Linked DNA regions of Mus musculus: region 2 is linked to region 1. Evidence: chromatin loops called from intact Hi-C (ENCODE). Cell type or tissue: gastrocnemius. All regions are shown on one strand.

Evidence for each region. Hi-C counts contacts between places; a loop is a spot of excess contacts. Peaks named below come from ENCODE experiments on the same cell type or tissue, not always from the same donor. Only the 100,000 strongest peaks of a DNase experiment are listed, where the experiment ranks them.
Region 2: it touches region 1 in a loop (8-fold over the local background); 22 of 42 quality-filtered maps call a loop at or near these places.

The regions. Positions count from the first base shown.
Region 1 is chr4:144,605,435-144,610,434 of GRCm38, forward strand. No RefSeq gene overlaps it. Among named protein-coding and RNA genes, the nearest start is that of Aadacl4, 5.8 kb to the right of the region's middle. In gastrocnemius, no CTCF peak of the experiment used is centred here; a DNase peak (open chromatin) is centred at 2,670.
Region 2 is chr4:144,654,873-144,659,872 of GRCm38, forward strand. No RefSeq gene overlaps it. Among named protein-coding and RNA genes, the nearest start is that of Aadacl4fm4, 29 kb to the right of the region's middle. In gastrocnemius, no CTCF peak of the experiment used is centred here; no DNase peak of the experiment used is centred here.

The DNA.
Region 1 (5,000 bases):
ACTCAAACAAGTCAATGGCCTTTCTCTACACAAAGAATAAACAGGCTGAGAAAGAAATTAGGGAAACAACACCGTTCTCAATAGTCACAAATAATATAAAATATCTCGGCGTGACTCTAACTAAGGAAGTAAAAGATCTGTATGATAAAAACTTCAAGTCTCTGAAGAAAGAAATTAAAGAAGATCTCAGAAGATGGAAAGATCTCCCATGCTCATGGATTGGCAGGATCAACATTGTAAAAATGGCTATCTTGCCAAAAGCAATCTACAGATTCAATGCAATCCCCATCAAAATTCCAACTCAATTCTTCAACGAATTAGAAGGAGCAATTTGCAAATTCATCTGGAATAACAAAAAACCTAGGATAGCAAAAACTCTTCTCAAGGATAAAAGAACCTCTGGTGGAATCACCATGCCTGACCTAAAGCTTTACTACAGGGCAATTGTGATAAAAACTGCATGGTACTGGTATAGAGACAGGCAAGTAGACCAATGGAATAGAATTGAAGACCCAGAAATGAACCCACACACCTATGGTCACTTGATCTTCGACAAGGGAGCTAAAACCATCCAGTGGAAGAAAGACAGCATTTTCAACAATTGGTGCTGGCACAACTGGTTGTTATCATGTAGAAGAATGCGAATCGATCCATACTTATCTCCTTGTACTAAGGTCAAATCTAAGTGGATCAAGGAACTTCACATAAAACCAGAGACACTGAAACTTATAGAGGAGAAAGTGGGGAAAAGCCTTGAAGATATGGGTACAGGGGAAAGATTCCTGAACAGAACAGCAATGGCTTGCTCTGTAAGATCGAGAATTGACAAATGGGACCTAATGAAACTCCAAAGTTTCTGCAAGGCAAAAGACACCGTCAATAGGACAAAAAGACCACCAACAGATTGGGAAAGGATCTTTACCTATCCTAAATCAGATAGGGGACTAATATCCAACATATATAAAGAACTCAAGAAGGTGGACTTCAGAAAATCAAATAACCCCATTAAAAAATGGGGCTCAGAACTGAACAAAGAATTCTCACCTGAGGAATACCGAATGGCAGAGAAGCACCTGAAAAAATGCTCAACATCCTTAATCATCAGGGAAATGCAAATCAAAACAACCCTGAGATTCCACCTCACACCAGTCAGAATGGCTAAGATCAAAAATTCAGGTGACAGCAGATGCTGGCGTGGATGTGGAGAAAGAGGAACACTCCTCCATTGTTGGTGGGATTGCAGGCTTGTACAACCACTCTGGACATCAGTCTGGCGGTTCCTCAGAAAACTGGATATAGTACTACCGGAGGATCCAGCAATACCTCTCCTGGGCATATATCCAGAAGATGCCCCAACTGGTAAGAAGGACACATGCTCCACTATGTTCATAGCAGCCTTATTTATAATAGCCAGAAGCTGGAAGGAACCCAGATGCCCCTCAACAGAGGAATGGATACAGAAGATGTGGTACATCTACACAATGGAGTACTACTCAGCTATTAAAAAGAATGAATTTATGAAATTCCTGGCCAAATGGATGGACCTGGAGGGCATCATCCTGAGTGAGGTAACACATTCACAAAGGAACTCACACAATATGTACTCACTGATAAGTGGATATTAGCCCAAAACCTAAGATACCCAAGATATAAGATACAATTTCCTAAACACATGAAACTCAAGAAAAATGAAGACTGAAGTGTGAACACTATGCCCCTCCTTAGAAGTGGGAGCAAAACACCCTTGGAAGGAGTTACAGAGACAAAGTTTGGAGTTGAGATAAAAGGATGGACCATGTAGACACTACCATATCCGGGGATCCATCCCATAATCAGCTTCCAAATGCTGACACCATTGCATACACTAGCAAGATTATGCTGAAAGGACCCTGATATAGCTGTCTCTTGTCAGAGTATGCCTGGGCCTAGCAAACATAGAAGTGGATGCTCACAGTCGGCTATTGGATGGATCACATGGCCCCCAATGAAGGAGCTAGAGAAAGTACCAAAGAAGCTAAAGGGATCTGCAACCCTATAGGTGGAACAACATTATGAACTAACCAGTACCCCGGAGCTCTTGACTCTAGCTGCATATGCATCAAAAGATGGCCTAGTCGGCCATCACTGGAAAGAGAGGCCCATTGGACACGCAAACTTTATATGCCCCAGTACAGGGGAACGCCAGGGCCATAAAAGGGGAGTGGGTGGGTAGGGGAGAGGGGGTGGGTGGCTATGGGGGACTTTTGGTATAGCATTGCAAATGTAAATGAGCGAAATACCTAATAAAAAATGGAAAAAAAAATAAGAAAAAAAAAAAAGAAAAAAAAAAAAAGAAAAACAAGAAATTCCATTACACAGTCAAATTTAAACAAAAAAAAAAAAAAAAAAAAAAGAATCATTCCATTGCCTGAGAGTGTCTGTTCCTGGGGTAGTAAAAGCTCTTATGAAGCTTCCACTGTGGAAAGCTACTCTTGGTAGCATAGCCCCTGCCAGGAGCTTGGCTTTTCACCTTGCAATGTCTTGGGGCAATGGTAGCAGCCTGAGCAACAGCAGGATCTTAAGCAGCTGTAGTTGCACTTTCCTCTCCCTGCTTGCACCCTCATCCCATCGCTTGAATGCTCCTGCCAGGCCAGAGATCTCTGTGAATACAGTACACAGACTGGCACCCATCCATGGGATGGATCCCCCACTGACCCCACTGGTCAGCTATTCCTTCAGATTCTGATCTATTTTTTCTATGCCTTTATTTTAGATAGGAGCAATTTGGGTTTCAAAGTTTTGTAAACTGGGTTTGTCAGTGATTATTTTTACCTCTAGGAGAATATATTCTATGAAATTAGGGTGCTCATATCATGTGTTTGTTTAGAATCATAATATGCTCATGATGGATTTTTTCCCCCTATCAGTATGAAGTAAGTTTCTTTATCTCTTTTGAGTAGATTTGTGTAAAGTCAATTTGGTCAGCTATTAGGACAGCAATTTCTGTTTGCTTCTCAATTATTTTGCTTGGGTATATTTACATCTTTTTGTCTATATTTTATGGTACATTTATTGGAATCATGGGTAGATACATCATTAATTTTCATGTAAACTGCTCTTCTGTGTCATTTGAATAGTAATAAGACCATAAATATTTAGAGTTATTATTGAAAGATGCATATTAGTGCCTGTCATTGTTGGGTTTTTTTCCCTCCATGCTTAACTTTTATTTTGGAATGGTTTGTTCAACCATGTGGTTATAAGAATGTTTTTATTTTTTCTGTTGTCTGAAAATTTTTTAAAGTATCCTGTATAGCTTGCAAAGTGATCTTGAATTCCTTAAGCCTGTTTTTATTGTGAAAAGTTTTAGCTTGTTCTTTAGTCATGATACTTTTACTGGGTATAATAGTTAGATTTGGTAGTTGTCATTCAAAACTTGAAGAACATCATTTCGATCCCCTCTGATGTTTATAGTTTCTGTTGTAAAATATGATGTTATTCTGACAGGTCTACCTTTATGTATAACTTGTTCTCTTCTACCACTTTCAACATGTTAAATATTTAGTTTTTTACTTACTATAACAAGGGGGAGTTTTTTTCCCTTCTTGTTTGGTTGATGTTGTTAATTCTTCCTGTTTCAAGATAGTCGTTTCTTTGTAAGGGAGAATTTCCCTGTGATTTTACTGAAGATATCTTCTATGTGTTAGAAAGTAATTCCTCAGTGTCTTCTATCCTATTTTTAAATTTTATCTTTTCAGTGTCCTGAATATCTTGCTATTCAATATCACATTGTTTTATTAATTTATCTTTGTTCTGGTTGAAATGTTCCAATTACTCCACCTTGACTATGAGCTCAAATATTTTGTCATTCTCCTTTATTCATTCTCTTGGTGAAGCTTTCCACAGACTTTGATATTTTGACTTTTCCCCATTTCTATCAATTTAGTTTGGTTATTCGTAAACATTTCGGCCTCTTTATTCAATTCCTATTTCATATTATGTATTATCTTCCTTTTTATAATTCATCTACTTGTGTTCTTTTAGGATTATTATAAGAAGTTATTTTGGGGGGTTCCTTAAACATACACATAATTCTTTTCATGATTTTCTATGTTACTTTCAAAGGAGTCTATTACTATGCAATTAGTGATTTTTGGAAGACTTAAATTTCCTTGAATTTTTTCATATTTGTTTTTTTGTATAAGAATTTCTGAATCTGTAGCTTGGTGGCTGAAACTTGAGATATATATATATATATATATATATATATATATATACACATTATGTATATATATGTATATATATGATAGAATATATAAATTTATATAATTTATAATATTTGAAATTATATATATGTGTAGGATAGAGTATATATTTATAAATTATATATAAATATGATACATTTGTGTATAAATATATATTTATCCCTAGTCAATTTGAGCAAGTGTTTAACACTATGACTGAGGGGAGAGTGAAAGCAGCTGAAGTCTCCCATGTATACTGTGCTCATTTTAATGATACTCAGTACTGGGGTCTCTTAGGCATTCTATATTCAGTGGGTCAATGATAGGGATGTAGTCTCTTGTTAGGTCTGAATTTTCCCAGTGTGTTGTGCTAACTTGAACTTAAAAGTTTCTTTAAAGAGAACACCTTATATATGCTGAGTTGTTGACACTTCACTAGCTGCTTCAGGAGGCAAGGACAAAGAAACAGCTCCAACTCTTCTGGGATAGGCCCAGATTCATCAGAAATAATGTCTACTCACTTTGAAATTCCTTACCTCTCAGGGCACATCCAGGAATGGATCTAACTCATTTCTTCACTAATGGTTGTGCAGAGTTGAACTGACTTAGTTTTCATCTTGGCTTGACTCTGGAGTGTTGGATGATATCTCTCTGTCTTCTCAGATGCTGGTCTCTGAATGGTTCCATGATAATGTCAAAACACTCATTGAGTTTCCTTGCCAACAGTGTTGAGAAATGATTCTCACAACGATAAGCTTCCTTTGACGTTTATCCTGA
Region 2 (5,000 bases), 49 kb after region 1:
AGCAGGGTATTATGAACAGGTCCAAATCTGTGCAACCCAAGCTTGGGGCAGGCTTACCCTGCCTCCAGGTTCAGAAGACCCCACCTCTCTCCCTGACCTTTTTCTGTCAGATGCCAAGAGAACTCCTAGCTGATTTTATTCTCAGAACTAGAATGAGCCTAGAAGGAAAAATCCCCAACCCTACAACCAGAGATCTTTTCCTTAAAACCACTGTATGGGAAGGTATGACTTCTGAATGCAGACTAGCCTGCCAGGGTCTCTGAGAGGAGCACGACAATATGATAATTTGCCCCTGACACAGCAAAGATTTCCATTGGAAAATGGAACAGTGCAAGCACTTGTCAGCAGACTGTGGCCACTGTATGTAAACCTTATTTAGATAAAGGACTCAATATATACCAGTATATGTATGATATCTTAATACGAGGAGACTCTTTCACCTCCTCCTTCTCCCAACTTATAGACCAGCCTATCTTAAAGACCTTCTCTATCTGACCTAGGATTCAAAATAGTCCTTCATAAAATTCGACTTATTCTGACCATTGCATTTTTAGGAACAGAGATCTCCCATACCTCAATATGCCCCCTCAAACCCACCCTTTCTTTCTCTCAAAAATTAACTCTCAATTTTATAAGTGGCTTTGACTTTGACTTCCCCTTCCCACAGATATTCTTCCACTTCTCTTTAATGTCCTTGCCAAGAACACTGTCTTGTGAAGCAATCCAAGCTCCAAATTTCACCAATGCAACCCTAAGAGATATGGCTCTTGCTAGGTACGACCCAACAATACCTATACAACTCCTTATCTTCAATTCCTCCTCTACACTTTTGGGAGACCTATGCCAACCATTATTAGCAGCTGTTGCCATTAACATTTCTCTTCATGAGTTCTATGGGCCCTTTCCCACAAGGAAAACAAAAGACAATTTTCTATTTGACCTATGTCCTACCATCTCCTTCCACTTGTTGGATCCTCCTCAAAATCCCATCTAACATGTCACCATCACTAAATCAGTATGTGTTAACCATCCTGTTCTCCTCTGGTGCAAAGGCACTACAGGTGCCTGTATTAAACCCCCTCTCCCAAGGATGCTGCAACCCCATGATAACTGTTCCTCAGGTTTGTCCCTACAAACATGAAGAATTTGTCTTTGCAGATGGGTGGAAGCTGAAGGAAGGGAAAGAGATCTTCATCTCTCTGCTCATTGGACTGGATCTGTCTCACTGGGTGTGACAGGAACTGCTGGAGCAGCCCTTTTCCAAACACAACATCTCATCAGCATCTTCCAGAATAAGCTTGACTAGGCAATGGGCTCCACTGCAGACAGCCTTGAGTCCCTTCAACACCAGATAACCTTAGCAGGAGTTATTCTCCAAAACCAGTTTTGAGTAGGGTACTATGGGGTGTAGGTCAAAAAGAGGGATTTCTTGTGGGTAAAGGTCCATAAAACTCATGAAGGAAAATGTTAATGGCAACAGCTGCTAATATTGGTTGGGAGAGAGAAGAACATAAAAAGCATTGGGAGGAGTTGGTAGAGGTGGTTAAAGGAAGGATATTGGATGTATTGTAGCTAGTAAAGGGTAGCTTGGAGGTATTTCTGAGATTGATTTTCCTGTTGAAGAGTATTGACATGGATAAAGACTGACCTGGAGGTAGGAGCAAGCTCATGGGAGACATGTAGGTCAGCTATGGGCTAGTTGGCATAGCCCATGATGGCAAAGTTGGAGAGCATATATGGTGAATTAACCTTTTTGAGTTTTCACATGTTTGGGCTGTAACACATATAATACGTGAGCATGTACCTATGGTAACAAAAATGTATTTCTATCTACCAAATTGGGGAGTGTGGGTAACATCAATTGCCATGAGGATTTGGATTTGAGGCCTTGGGAATTGGTGCCCATCGTTTGGAAAGCAGGGGTGGCAATAAGGGATGCACAAGAGGAGCATGTTTTTGTTATCCTTTGGAGTTGAGCAAGGGTGGTGTGGGGGAAAGCAGGCATGAAGCCCCTTTATATTTGTGTGTGTGTGCAAATGGAATTGGTCTGCTTGATCAGTGGAGGCTATTAATATTCCTGATGAGGTTTGTCAGTCAGTGCATTTCCCTCAGATAGTGGACCTGGCAGGGGACTGTGAGATCTGACAGGCTGGATGTACATGGGGGAGGCTCTTTCATGTGGGAAGGTGGAAATCTACATAAGTAAAAGGGAAAGTGGGTTGGCATCTAGCTTGACAAAGGATCTTGACAGTCATGGGAGCAAATTGACTACATATACACTATCTGAAAAGAGTTTAAGGGCCCTTGACTTCTTTTAGAGTGAGATAAAGAGCATACAATTCTTTAATTGGGGAGTGATGAGCAGCTCTCTGAATCAGAGAATAGGGAATTCATCCACAGGGGAGTAGTATATTATTGCTGCAGCTTCCTTCTTTCCCCATCAGCAAATATTGAGGGGCTCCCACTATGGGCTTTTTTGAGAATAGCTTGAGGGATAGCCATCACAAATGAAGGAGGGCAGAGGCCCATTTTTCGTCAGGTTAATGTTTGTAAATTTGTCCTGAGAATCCTTTTAAGCTGATAGCAAAACAGAAGTGATTTTTGATTAACCATTGAATATTTGAAAGGGAGAAGGGGGTGATAAGAATGTCAGTTCTTTTCCTAGGGTTTCTAGGGCTCTGTCTCTGCCATTTTTAATCATAATAGAGAGTGCATCCACTTCATTTAAAAATCGGTGTGTGCCACCAATTGGGGTGTGGAGCCATTCCAGCACTCCCTGAGGTTGGTATAGGGCTCTCACAAGTCTGGAGGAGGAATTGAAGATAAGGAGTTGTATAAGTATTGTTGGGTCATAGCTAGCAAGAGCCATATCTTTTAGGCTTCCATTGGTGAAATGTGGAGCTTGGATTGCTTCACAGAACAGTGTTCTGGGCAAGGAGGACCTTTTAACTCTTTTTAGGAGGTTAAAGAGAAGTGGAAGCACACTTGTGGGAAAGGGAAGCCATGGTCAAAGCCACTTATAGTTACCCAAAGAGCTCTGGAAGGAATCAAGGCTTAATTTTTGAGGGAAAGAAAGGGTGGATTTGAGGGAGCATATTGAGGTATGGGATATCTCTGTTCCTAAAAATTCAATGGTCAGAATAAGTTGAATTTTATGAGGGACTATTTTGAATCCTAGGGCAGATAGGTAAGGTCTTTAAGATAGGCTGGTCTATAAGTTGGGAGGAGGAGGAGGAGGAAGAGGAGGAGGAGAAAGAGGAGGAGGAGGAGGAGGAGAAAGAGGAAGAGGAGGAGGAGAAAGAGGAGGAGGAGGAGGAGGAGAAAGAGGAAGAGGAGGAGGAGGAGGTGAAAGAGTCTCCTCGTATTAAGATATCATACATATACTGGTATATATTGAGTCCTTACTCTAAATAAGGCTTACATACATTGGCCATAATCTGCTGACATGTGCTTACACTGTTAGTCATTCCCTTTCGGCAGATAGCCTATTCATATCCTAAGGCTGGGCTGGAGTTGCTAATTAGCGTTACTGAGGAAAAAAAGCTTTCACAGTCTTAGGGATGGAGAGAGAGAGATGGCAAAAAGGCAGTCTTATACCTCGATTGCTAACAGAGGATCATTGGCATGAGTGGCTGAGATGTGGGGTGATCCCCTTTGGGGAGATACCCAGACTTGAATGATTTTGTTAATTGCCCTCAAATCTTGTAGTGGTCTCCATTCCCCTGAGCTCATTTTGTTTGGTTGGTTTTTTTTTGTTTTGTTTTTTTTATATTTTTTATTACGTATTTTCCTCAATTACATTTCCAATCCTATCCCAAAAGTCCCCCATACCCTCCCCCCACTCCCCTACCCACCCATTCCCACTTTTTGGCCCTGGCGTTCCCCTGTACTGGGGCATATAAAGTTTGTGTGTCCAATGGGCCTCTCTTTTCAGTGATGGATGACTAGGCCATCCTTTGATACATATGCAGCTAGAGTCAAGATCTCCGGGGTACTGGTTAGTTCATAATGTTGTTGCACCTACAGGGTTGCAGATCTCTTTAGCTCCTTCGTTACTTTCTCTAGCTCCCCTATTGGGGGCCCTGTGATCCATCCAATAGCTAACTGTGAGCATCCACTTCTGTGTTTGCTAGGCCCCGGCATAGTCTCACAAGAGAGAGCTAATATCAGGGTCATTTCAGCAAAAGCTTGCTAGTATATGCAATGGTGTCATCGTTTGGAGGCTAGTTATGGGGTGGATCCCTAGATAAGGCAGTCTCTAGATGGTCCATCCTTTTGTCTCAGCTCCAAACTTTGTCTCTGTAACGCCTTCCATGGGTGATTGTTTCCAATTCTAAGAAGGGGCAAAGTGTCCACACTTTGGTCTTCATTCTTCTTCAGTTTCATGTGTTTTGCAAATTGTATCTTATATCTCGGGTATACTAAGTTTCTGGGCTAATATCCACTTATCAGTGAGTACATATCATTTGAGTTCTTTTGTGATTGTGTTACCTCACTCAGGATGATGCCCTCCGGGTCCAACCATTTGCCTAGGAATTTCATAAATTCATTCCTTTTTATAGCTGAGTAATACTCCATTATGTAAATGTACCACATTTTTTGTATCCGTTCCTCTGTTGAGGCATCTGGGTTCTTTCCAGCTTCTGGCTATTATAAATAAGGCTGCTATGAACATAGTGGAGCATGTGTCCTTCTTACCAGTTGGAACATCTTCTGGATATATGCCCAGGAGAGGTATTGCAGGATCCTCCGATAGTACTATGTCCAATTTTCTGAGGAACCGCCAGACTGATTTCCAGAGTGGTTGTACAGAGTGGTCTTTCTCCACATCCTCGCCAGCATCTGCTGTCACCTAAATTTTTGATCTTAGCCATTCTGACTGGTGTGAGATGGAATCTCAGGATTGTTTTGATTTGCATTTCTCTGATGATTAAGAATGCTGAACATTTTTTCAGGTGCTTCTCAGCCATTCGGTATTCCTCAGGTGAGAATTCTTTGTT